2 separate regions of the Mus musculus genome follow, and region 1 is linked to region 2. The links are chromatin contacts, found by Hi-C or POLR2A ChIA-PET in ENCODE. All regions are on one chromosome and are shown on one strand. Each heading gives the region's core, a stretch centred on a gene start or an enhancer-like site at or near the end of the contact. The rest is flanking DNA. Distances are from core to core; before and after follow the strand shown. Region 1 holds the start of Lyz2 (lysozyme 2). Region 2 holds the start of 9530003J23Rik (RIKEN cDNA 9530003J23 gene).

Region 1 (4,919 bases), core at 914-3,413, 44 kb before region 2:
TGTGTGGCTGTGTGCATGAGAACTAGTGCCACCGAGCCCAGAAGAAGTGGACAACCATGGAGCTGGAGACACAGGCAGCTTCCAGCTGACTGATGTGGTGGGAATCAAACTCGGGTCCTCTGGAGGAGCAGCAGTGCTTTCAAATTCGGAGCCACTTCTCTAGGCTCCAAAGCACTCTTTCTCATTTATTAAAGTACCAGGAATCACTAGAATTAGTACTGAATATGATGGAATCTTCCTTTTGCACTTAATGCTGGAAATTAAGATATGGTATTAAAAGGTTTTCCTGCAGAGACCTGTACCCAAATGTGTAAGAGGAAAACTGTCCTTGTGGGCTGCAGAGACGGCTCAATGGTTAAGAGCACTGACTGCTCTTCTGAGAGGTCCCAAGTTCAATCCCCAAAAACCACATAGTGGCTCACAACCATCTCTAATGGGATCCAGTAACCTCTTCTGGTATATCTGAAGACAGCTATAGTGTTCACATATACATAAAACACATATAATAAAAAACATAGCAAAATTTATATAACTTACCAAATAAAACATCTAGTATATAGCAAATTTCTGTGTAGGACAAATTTCTACCCAAAATTATGGGAATTTGCTATTTTACTATTAAATCTCTTGCTCAGCCTATTATCTGAAGGGGATAATAAAATAAGATTAAATCTTGTCACTGTCCGTATCTCCTGCTCCAGGACAAATAATTTAGGACATCTAAATCAGTCCTTCCCTTTTTTCCTTTTCTTTCTTTCTTGTTTTTTGTTTTTCTGAGACAGAGTTTCTCTGTGTAGCCCTGGCTGTCCTGGAACTCACTTTGTAGACCAGGCTGGCCTCAACTCAGAAATCCACCTGCCTCTGCCTCCCAAGTGCTGGCATTAAAGGCATGCAACACCATGCTCGGCTAGCCCTTCCGTTTCTAATCGGCACACTAGACCAGTACATTCAGTGTGTCTCAGGGTGACAACCGGAAGTAAGGAGCCTCCTCACCCAGCACAGTAACTGCATGAGTGATGATTAGGGAGAGGGCAAAGGGATGGCTTTGTGTGCACCATAGAGTCTGTCCCCTAGTCCAGGGCCAGGACCCAGTGCTTGGCTTTCCAACAGTGTTGTTTTCTAAGGATGCCCACAGGGACTGGAGAGATGGCTCATCACTGGAGAGCACTCATTCTCCCATAGTACCCAGGTTCAATTCCTCAGCACCCATGAGTATGCCCACAGCTGTCTGTAACTCCACCCCAAGGATCTGACACCCTTTTCTGACCTCCGTAGGATCAGGCACATAGGGGATGCACAGACATACATGCAGGCAAGAATGTCTATACACATAAAACACAAATAATAATTGAAAACTAAAAACCACACATTCCATTTGTTGTCATTTTTGTGCCATTCTCTTCTGAAATACAGCCTAATATTTCCTTTTCTTTTTTTTTATTTTAGACATAGAAAAAACATACAGTCCAGTTTTCTGTAAGTAACACACAGGGAAATGCTTTTTAAATAATTAAGAGCACTGGTTTAAAACGAATGTTAGCTGACCATAGTTGGATGTTGGACTCAGTATTAAGCATACCTTGCTGTGTTGTTCTGTGCTGAGGACCCACTGGGATGTGAGTGTATTAGTCAGTAGAGGATCCACCATGGCAAGGAGTAAGGAATGTCCCAGCTCAGGAATCAAGTGGCAAATCTTTTCCCTTTTCTTGATCGTGTTCAAAATACACTTTACAGATGCTTTCACTCCAATCTCCTACACTAAAAACACAGATCTACTACCTTTGCTGGGCAAGAGAGGGATGAAATTCCTGCAAAATAGAACTTTAGGGATATGCTGAAGAAAAAGGATAAATGCATTCCAAGAGATGAGGAAAAACAGAAGCCATTATTTCACAGCAGCATTGCAGACTAGCTAAAGGCAGAAGGGAGAGACTCTGGAGTGTCTCAAATGTTTAAGCATTTTAAAATAAATACTGTATGCTTATTCTTGGGCTGCCAGAATTTCTCTCATCACATAAATGAAGAAGGAAGATCAAGTGCTGAAGTCCATAGATCGGTAGGAACTTCCTGTTTTGCACACAGCTCAAATGTAGGAAACCACAAGCTGTTGGGAAAGGAGGGACTTGGAGGATGCTTAAATAGCAGGCATGCTTTCTCTAGTCAGCCAGCAGCTGACCCAGCCTCCAGTCACCATGAAGACTCTCCTGACTCTGGGACTCCTCCTGCTTTCTGTCACTGCTCAGGCCAAGGTCTATGAACGTTGTGAGTTTGCCAGAACTCTGAAAAGGAATGGAATGGCTGGCTACTATGGAGTCAGCCTGGCCGACTGTAAGTCTCTTCTTGATGGCTCCAGCTAATCGCTCAGAACAGGGACAGGGGAGCAGTGAGTGACCAGAGAGGAAACTGCAGCATACACTGTCATGGTTGTTCCCTGTGTGACTGAGGTCATTTGACAGAAAGCATCAGTTTTTGTCTTTTGAATTAGAGATGCTGGGGTGAGGGCTTGGAAGGGACATTGTGTGCCATGGTAAGGCAACAGGACCTGAGGGGCTCAGGGACTGTCACTAAATTTTCTGTTGCTTCAGACTCAACATGAGTAAGGGGGCTGAGAAGAGATGGGAGAGTCAGCCAGAGATCCTGGACTGACATGGTATTTGTCTTCACTTCTCTTACCGTGGTGTGTAACTTTTGAGATACGTTTTTTGACCTATGTGCACAAGTCAGAGCGATCCTATTTGCCCCTAATTGGTGGATAAATGAGGTTCTCAGAAACTGAGTATTAAGTGACTTAGCAGCGTTCTTGATTCTGGGGTGGCCTTTAGCGTCACACAAGGAAAGATGTGGAGGAGGAACAGTTCCTCGTGGCTTACGTCATCTATGTTATCACAATCAGATTCCATTGAGGTGCCTGCTACTGAGCAGAGTGATGTGTGTGTGGATGGATGGATGGATGGATGGATGGATGGAGGGATGGATGGATGGACCTGCAGAATAGCCTTTTCTGTCCTGAGGTTCTTGCTTTATGTATTCTCACTAGACATTTGTGATGGTGTACAATCCTGGAATCCAAGCAATGGGAGGCTGAGGCAGGAGGTTGCAAGCTCAGGGGGGCAGGGGTGATGGTAAAAGCAATGAGAGAATTACCTATTTCATTTGGAAGGCAGTGGGGTTTCACCACAGAGCACTGGCTGACCTAGAACTTGCTATGCAGACCAGGCTGGTCTCAAACTCACACAGACTCACCAGCCTCTGCCTAACAACTGCAGGAAATAAAACTGAGCACCACTGGGGCAGGGTTACGTTTTAAAAGGCCCTTAACCTGGTTATTCTTTGATTTGTCCTCCAAGGGGTTTTCTTTGGGGCACTTGAAAATTACTCGCTGATTGGGCACAGCAGTTCTACCTACCTGAAGGACAGAGGCAGGAGGATCACTTGTCACCAGAGACTACCCTAGGCAACACAGCCAGACACAGGCTGAACTAGTGGTAGCATATTCTATAATTTAACCACATGATTGTATTTCTAGTACATCACTTCTAAAATTCAGCCAGCTCAAAAGGCTGATTTTGGTATCAAATATGGATCATTTGCGGTTGATGCTTATTGATAAATTTTCTTTTCCTTCTCAGGGGTGTGTTTAGCTCAGCACGAGAGCAATTATAACACACGAGCTACAAACTACAACCGTGGAGACCAAAGCACTGACTATGGGATATTTCAGATCAATAGCCGATACTGGTGTAATGATGGCAAAACCCCAAGAGCTGTGAATGCCTGTGGGATCAATTGCAGTGGTAAGAAATGGTGGGGTACAGTGCTAACAAACAACCATTCTGCTCTTTCTGCAAGAGCAGAGATTCTGTGCAGGAGGAGTAACACTGGGAGAAGCATCAGGAACCTGGGGAAGCTGCCTTCACTGTTAGAGAGTCATCAAATGAACCAAGTAGGGCAGTAGGCTCACACTGTGTTTGGCAATAGAATACCCTGTTTACAGCTCAGAGGGCCCTAGGTGCACCTCCAAAATCAATGAGTGAATAGATGAAATGAAATAAATAGAGGCTGGACAGATAGTTCTGGTGGAAGAGTCATCACAGTTTGACCCCCAGCAGCCACAAAAAAAGCTGAGTTTGGTGACATGGGTATATAACCCCAGCACAGGCCAATCTGTGTGGCTCACTGGCCACCCAGCACAGCCTACTCTGCAAGCCAGTTGCAAATGGCAGACCCTGTCTGAAAAACACTGTGGACTGCTCCCAGGGCAGTCATCTGACAGAAGAGGGTGCCAGATCTCGTGACAGATGGTTGTGAGCCACCATGTGGTTGCTGGGATTTGAACTCAGGACCTTTGGAAGAGCAGTCAGGGCTCTTAACCACTAAGCCATCTCTCCAGCCCTAATCCCTACTCTTTTAAACTTGGTTGTCAATTTTTCAAGAGAAGATGGACTTTTGGGCTTTCCTTGTTACCTGCTTAGTCTGACTTTAACAGCGTTCTAGTCACTCATCTACAGTCACTGGGAAGTGTTAGAAAACTCCAGCAAAGGAGTGTGACTCCCAGTGTGAGCACTCAAGGATCGATTTAACTGAAACCTTTGGAAAGTGCTCCTATAGAACGTTAATCTATGCTGTCCGTACATTTAAAGTTATATGATGCACATATGTGCTCACACCGAGACATGTAAAGATTTTACAGTTTTACATAAATTATACTTAACACAGCTCCATGATATGGCTATTCCTGAAAACCACATCTGGAGTAACAAATACTGACCTGGATTCTCCCGTTAAAGAGAGACTAAAATTACAGGAGCAATATTCTCTGCTTGAAAACAGCACTCTTAAGTCTCAAGTCACAAAGCAGCTGGGCTCCTTCTGTTTTACTAGTTATAACCTGCTAGGAAAATCTTTATACATAAAAGCCT
Region 2 (5,174 bases), core at 2,343-4,842:
AGCCACCATGTGGTTGCTGGGATTTGAACTCAGGTCCTTCGGAAGAGCAGTCAGTGCTCTTAACCACTGAGCTATCTCTCCAGCCCCTAGAGTACTTCTTCTAACAAGGTTCCAAGTACATTCTATAGACTCTCATAAGTTTTGGCAAAACTTTGGCCTTTAAAGCTGGGTTCCACTGTGAGGCCACAGTCAAATACTGGACAGACTCACCATCAGCTCCCAGCTTCCTGGCTTAAAGCCCACCATATTCATCATAATTAATCCCTTTATCTTTGGAAACTAGATAAATTATTAATTATGAACACATTTGTGCACTTATTTTCTATTGCAATACAACGGCATTGTCTGGGACCTATAAATATCCTTAAAACAAAAAGACAAAAGGCATATATTCTGCAAAAGTCGAGTGAACTCTCTGTCCACAAATGTGTGTGCTTGCTGTTTTAGTTTCAATCTATAATTTAAATTATAATTGAATAGTATCACTGCCTGCACCAGGAGAAACAGCTTTTGAGATTAGATTCACCCCTGGTCTCTAAAGTAGTCCCTTTGAATGGCTGATAGCATCTTGGCTCTAGATGATAAGCAAAGATTTTGCTTATCCCATCCCCAAAAGGTCAAGTTAATCCTTGTTCAAATGTTTGTAATAAAGAAAATAGTTTTGTCAACAGAATGAACAAAGATCACAGTGATATGATCTTGAGCACTGGGGTAGGAAGGGCACAAAGGCAGCTAGGACAGTCCTTTACCTGGTTTCTGTCATTTTGAATCCCCCAAATCCATCTCAGTACTTATTTTCAAAATTAATCTGGAAAAAAAAAGGTGGTATTGGTCTTTATTGTGATGCGCAAAGAATGACTTGGAGCCAAAACTAGTATTCTCTTATGTTTTGGGTTGTGATCCTAGCCTTTAATTGCCACATCCACTCCAGCAGTGACCCATGTAACAAGCCCAAAACCCTGGACGCAGTCTCAAGGCAAAAAGTTCATGGAAACGTAGTCTCCTGGAACCTTGGCATTCCCATAGCACGAGTGCTCCAAATTTGTCCCTGAGATAATGTGGAGGGTCTTCCATGCTTTCTTACAGTATTTTACTGGATAAGAGTTAGAAATCTCAGGGCAAGCTTAGCAAAGTATATGTCGAATCTTCATTATAGTTATGTATGGCAGACTACATTACTTATTAGTAGAAAGTCCCCCCAACACAATCACATAGAATAATAGCCAGCTACTCCCATATGCAGGAATTTACCATTATCTAGGAAGAAGGAAGGTTGTGGTCTAAGGAGGAACCAGAGTAGATACTTAAAACTATAGATAGCTGAGTTACACCCATACACAAGAATTTACAAAGGCCTAGGGGGAAGGTGGACTATACAATAGACTAGAATTGGAACTTTGGCAAGGGCATGAAGCCCTTGCCCCTGACTTCTAAGATTAAGCTGACCATAGGCAGGGCTGTTTTTGATCCCAGGGTTTTGTTTTTTGTTTTTCTTTTAATTTTTTTTTATTAAATATTTTCTTCATTTACATTTCAAATGCTATCCCAAAAGTCCCCTATGCCCTCCCCCTGCCCTGCTCCCTTACCCACTCACTCCCACTTCTTGGCCCTGGCATTCCCCTGTACTGGGGCATATAAAGTTTGCAAAACCAAGGGGCATCTCTTCCCAATGTGGCCAACTAGGCCATCTTCTGCTACATATGCAGCTAGAGACACGAGCTCTGGGGGTACTGATTAGTTCATATTGTTGTTCCACCTATAGGGTTGCAGACCCCTCCAGCTCCTCCATTGGGGGCCCTGTGTTCCATCTTATAGATGACTGTGAGCATCCACTTCCGTATTTGCCAGGCACTTGCATAGCCTCACAGGAGACAGCTATGTCAGGGTCCTTTCAACAAAATCTTGCTGGCATATGCAATAGTGTCTGCGTTTGGTGGCTGATTATGGGATGGACCCCCTGGTGGGGCAGTCTCTGGATGGTCCATCCTTTTGCCCTTCTTGCCAACTCCTTGTCCACCTACCCAGAACCCGATTTTTTTTTTTTTTTTGTGGATTGAGGGAGGCTGACTGGGGTCGGTCCGTGGCATTTCATGGCTCCAGCTTCCAAGTTGGTATTCTCTAGGGCCAAACAGGGGGCAACTCCCATCACTGGAGAATAGAATTAATTATAAAGTTGGCATTTTGTATGGCTCCAGAGCTTCCTTCCAAGGCAAATCCGGGCCATGCTTATTTGGGGATTTCTGGTGGTGTTAGAGAATGTGCACAGCTCCCTGAGTTGGTGCCTTCTGAAGGCAATGCTCAGCAGCATCTGTCTGTTTGGGTCACTTGAGATTTTAAAATCCCATTGCTTCCTAGCAACCCTTTTATGCTCTAACACCGAAATGCATTTGGGGAGAGGGAGACAAGGCTCTGTGTGGGTGATATTTGGAAAATTGTTCACATGAGCTTTATTTCTACTGAAAGATGTTGTTTTATGGGTCCAGATCCAAAATGGCGGCAATAGTACTTGGGCTTCTTGACTTTCAGGTGTGTCTTGAACCATCAAGGAGGCCTCTGCTCTGATGTGGAAGGCCCTCACTCTTATTTCCTCTCACTGCCCTGATGGATGAGCATGCTGAGGGTCTTCCTGAAGTCACACTGTTGAGCACACAAGGGATCCAAGTTCATCACTATTTCCGTCTCTGCATCAGGGCTGGGCTCTTTCTCAGGAGAGATGACTATTCTCGCTCTCGCTCTCTCTCTCGCTCTCGCTCTCTCTCTCCCTCATAACTTTCATGTGACTTGGCTTCACCCAGCTACAAAGATGAATAGAGAGAACCCCAAGTTGGCCCACAGCACTGGTGTACACTACTATTACTCTTGGTGTGAACCAGAAAGCATACAGGGCTTTACTCTCTCCATTTCTTAAACCAAATGATGACTGGGATACTGATCTTCTGTTCCTTTGCTTGTGCTAGGAGGTGACATAAATAAGCAACTTTAAAAAAAATATCTGCTGGGCATGGTGACACATGTCTTTAATACCAGCACTCAGGAGGTGGAGAGTTCAAGGACACCTGGTCTACATAGCAGTTTCCAAACCAGCCATTTGCACCCTGACACCCTGTCTCAGAAAAAAACACTAAAAAACAAACAAACAAAAAAAAAAAAAACTGAAGTGCTGATTTAAAACAATTCACAATTTATAACATGATCAAGAAATTCTAGAAAAGGAAATCGACAAAGCAAGTCATAGCATCCTAAATACTGAGAGATTCATTTTGTGGTAAGACCGTGTAAGATAATGTTAAGCGAAAAAGATGAATGGATGATTTAATTTTAAAGGACTGCCGATTTATAGTCACAGCCTATTTTAAGCAGTGAAACAGAACCACTTTCCTTCTCTTTGTATGGCTGGCGTTCACGATGAGACAGAATGATCTTCTTGCCCTGGAAGCAGGGCTAGCTCCCGGTTCTTTGTGAGCCAAGTCTTTGAACAATATCATTTTCATCGTTCTCTCTAGACCAGAGTATCTCAATTCAAACATTGGGGAAAGTGCTTTTGAAGTCTGTGGATCAATAAGAACTTCCTGCTTCGCATGAAGCTCAAAACGTCGAGTCCCCAAACCGATAGAGGATGAAGGGAGTTGAGAGATGCTTAAATACTGGGGCCTGATCGCTCTGGGCAGTTGCTGAGGAGGTTTCCAGGCAACATGAAGGCTCCCCTAACTCTCCTTACTCTAGGGCTCCTCCTGCTCTCCATCACCATCCAGGGCAAGGTCTACGACCGATGTTCTTTGGCCAGAACTCTACAAAGTCTTGGTCTAGCTGGTTTCCAAGGAATCACGCTGGCAAACTGTGAGTGCCCTTTGCTTTACACCTTCTGAGAAGTGCCGTGCGCAGGGAGGAATGGTCAATCAGAGAGGGGGACTAAGCACTAAGGCAATGGAAGACAGTAGTTTAGTCATTTCAGAAGCACCTTACCTTGCTTACTATCACAAAAAATGACTTACATTACAAAGACGTTCTCCCAGGGCCCCTTAAAGCTAAGGCTTTGACCTACAAATGGCAGCCCTCAGCTGTAGTCCCAGCTACTCAAGAGGCCAAGGTGGAAAGTTAACTGGAGCCCAGGAAACTAGCCTGGGAAACACAGTGAGCAGAAGAGAGGCCGGCTCAATGTTTCAGCTGATAGACGCACTTGCTACACAAGCCTGGCAACCTGAGTATGAACCCCAGAACCCAGGTAATGATAGAAGGAGAGATCTGACTTCAAAGCTGTCCTCTAGCCTCTTTCTATCACACACTACACACACACACACACACACACATACACACACACACACACACACACACGAAAGCCTAGCAAAAGACACTAAAGTATTATGATATGTTATAAGTTAATATATCTCTATACTTACAAAGCACGTTATTAATAAAAGTACAATCAGTACAAAGGGTGAACAGTGTAATTCATTTAATCTTACTACTATTAATAAAATAACTTCTTTTCAGGGGTCTGTTTGGCCAAATGGGAGAGTAATTTTAACACAAACACTACAAGATTCAACCCTGAAGACCAAAGCACCAGCTATGGGATCTTTCAGATCAACAGCAGATTCTGGTGTAATGACGGCAAAACCCCAGGATCAAGGAACTTTTGTCGGATATCCTGCAAAGGTAAGGCGGGCATATGATACTGTAAGATATTGCCAGACTCTCTGGCGAGGCTTACAAGAAAGACATTTGGTACAAAAGGCAACTTAACTTTGGGTTCATGGCAGACCTGGAAGCAGGCCATTTTAACCTCTAAGTAGTAATTATTGTCCTCCAATGATTCCCCCAAGTAAGAACTGAGGGCCTGGTGACACTCATGAGGGGCCTCTACTTCTTTCCATGAAATCCTGGGTGCTGTCCTCAGTCAAGAAAAAAAAAATGAACAAACACTTGGTATCAGAAAAAGATGGTGTTTTAACATACAAATGTTTCTGGAATGATCTATGAATGTCTTTTAAATGGCCTAATTACTCCTATTATACTTTGGTTTAGAATAACGCATTCATAAAGAAATCCTCCTATTCCCTGAAGGGCAGTTCAGGGATAATTTGATTCTATGTCCTTTTATGTCAAATGCTCTTAAAACACAGAAAATTAGATATTAGTATAATAAACATCCATGTGACTACAAATTTTAAATG

Evidence for each region. Hi-C counts contacts between places; a loop is a spot of excess contacts on that map. ChIA-PET counts read pairs that join two places held with the same protein, here RNA polymerase II (POLR2A).
Region 1: a loop to region 2 is called in a map of left cerebral cortex, with 3 times the contacts of the local background. The contact joins the promoter of Lyz2 here to the promoter of 9530003J23Rik in region 2. A Hi-C loop is called at or near these places in 2 of 37 maps with a recorded cell type or tissue (left cerebral cortex and mouse trophoblast stem cell). POLR2A ChIA-PET finds 5 or more read pairs at or near these places in 3 of 5 experiments (Patski and embryonic stem cell).

What each region holds. Positions count from the first base shown.
Region 1 is chr10:117,279,516-117,284,434 of GRCm38, reverse strand. Lyz2 (lysozyme 2) reads left to right here and starts at 2,163. Exons shown (of 4, transcript NM_017372.3): 1 at 2,163-2,328; 2 at 3,630-3,794. The coding sequence starts at 2,193.
Region 2 is chr10:117,237,099-117,242,272 of GRCm38, reverse strand. 9530003J23Rik (RIKEN cDNA 9530003J23 gene) reads left to right here and starts at 3,592. Exons shown (of 4, transcript NM_029906.3): 1 at 3,592-3,837; 2 at 4,492-4,656. The coding sequence starts at 3,693. The region is part of intron 2 of Gm31963 (a long non-coding RNA gene); the gene reads right to left.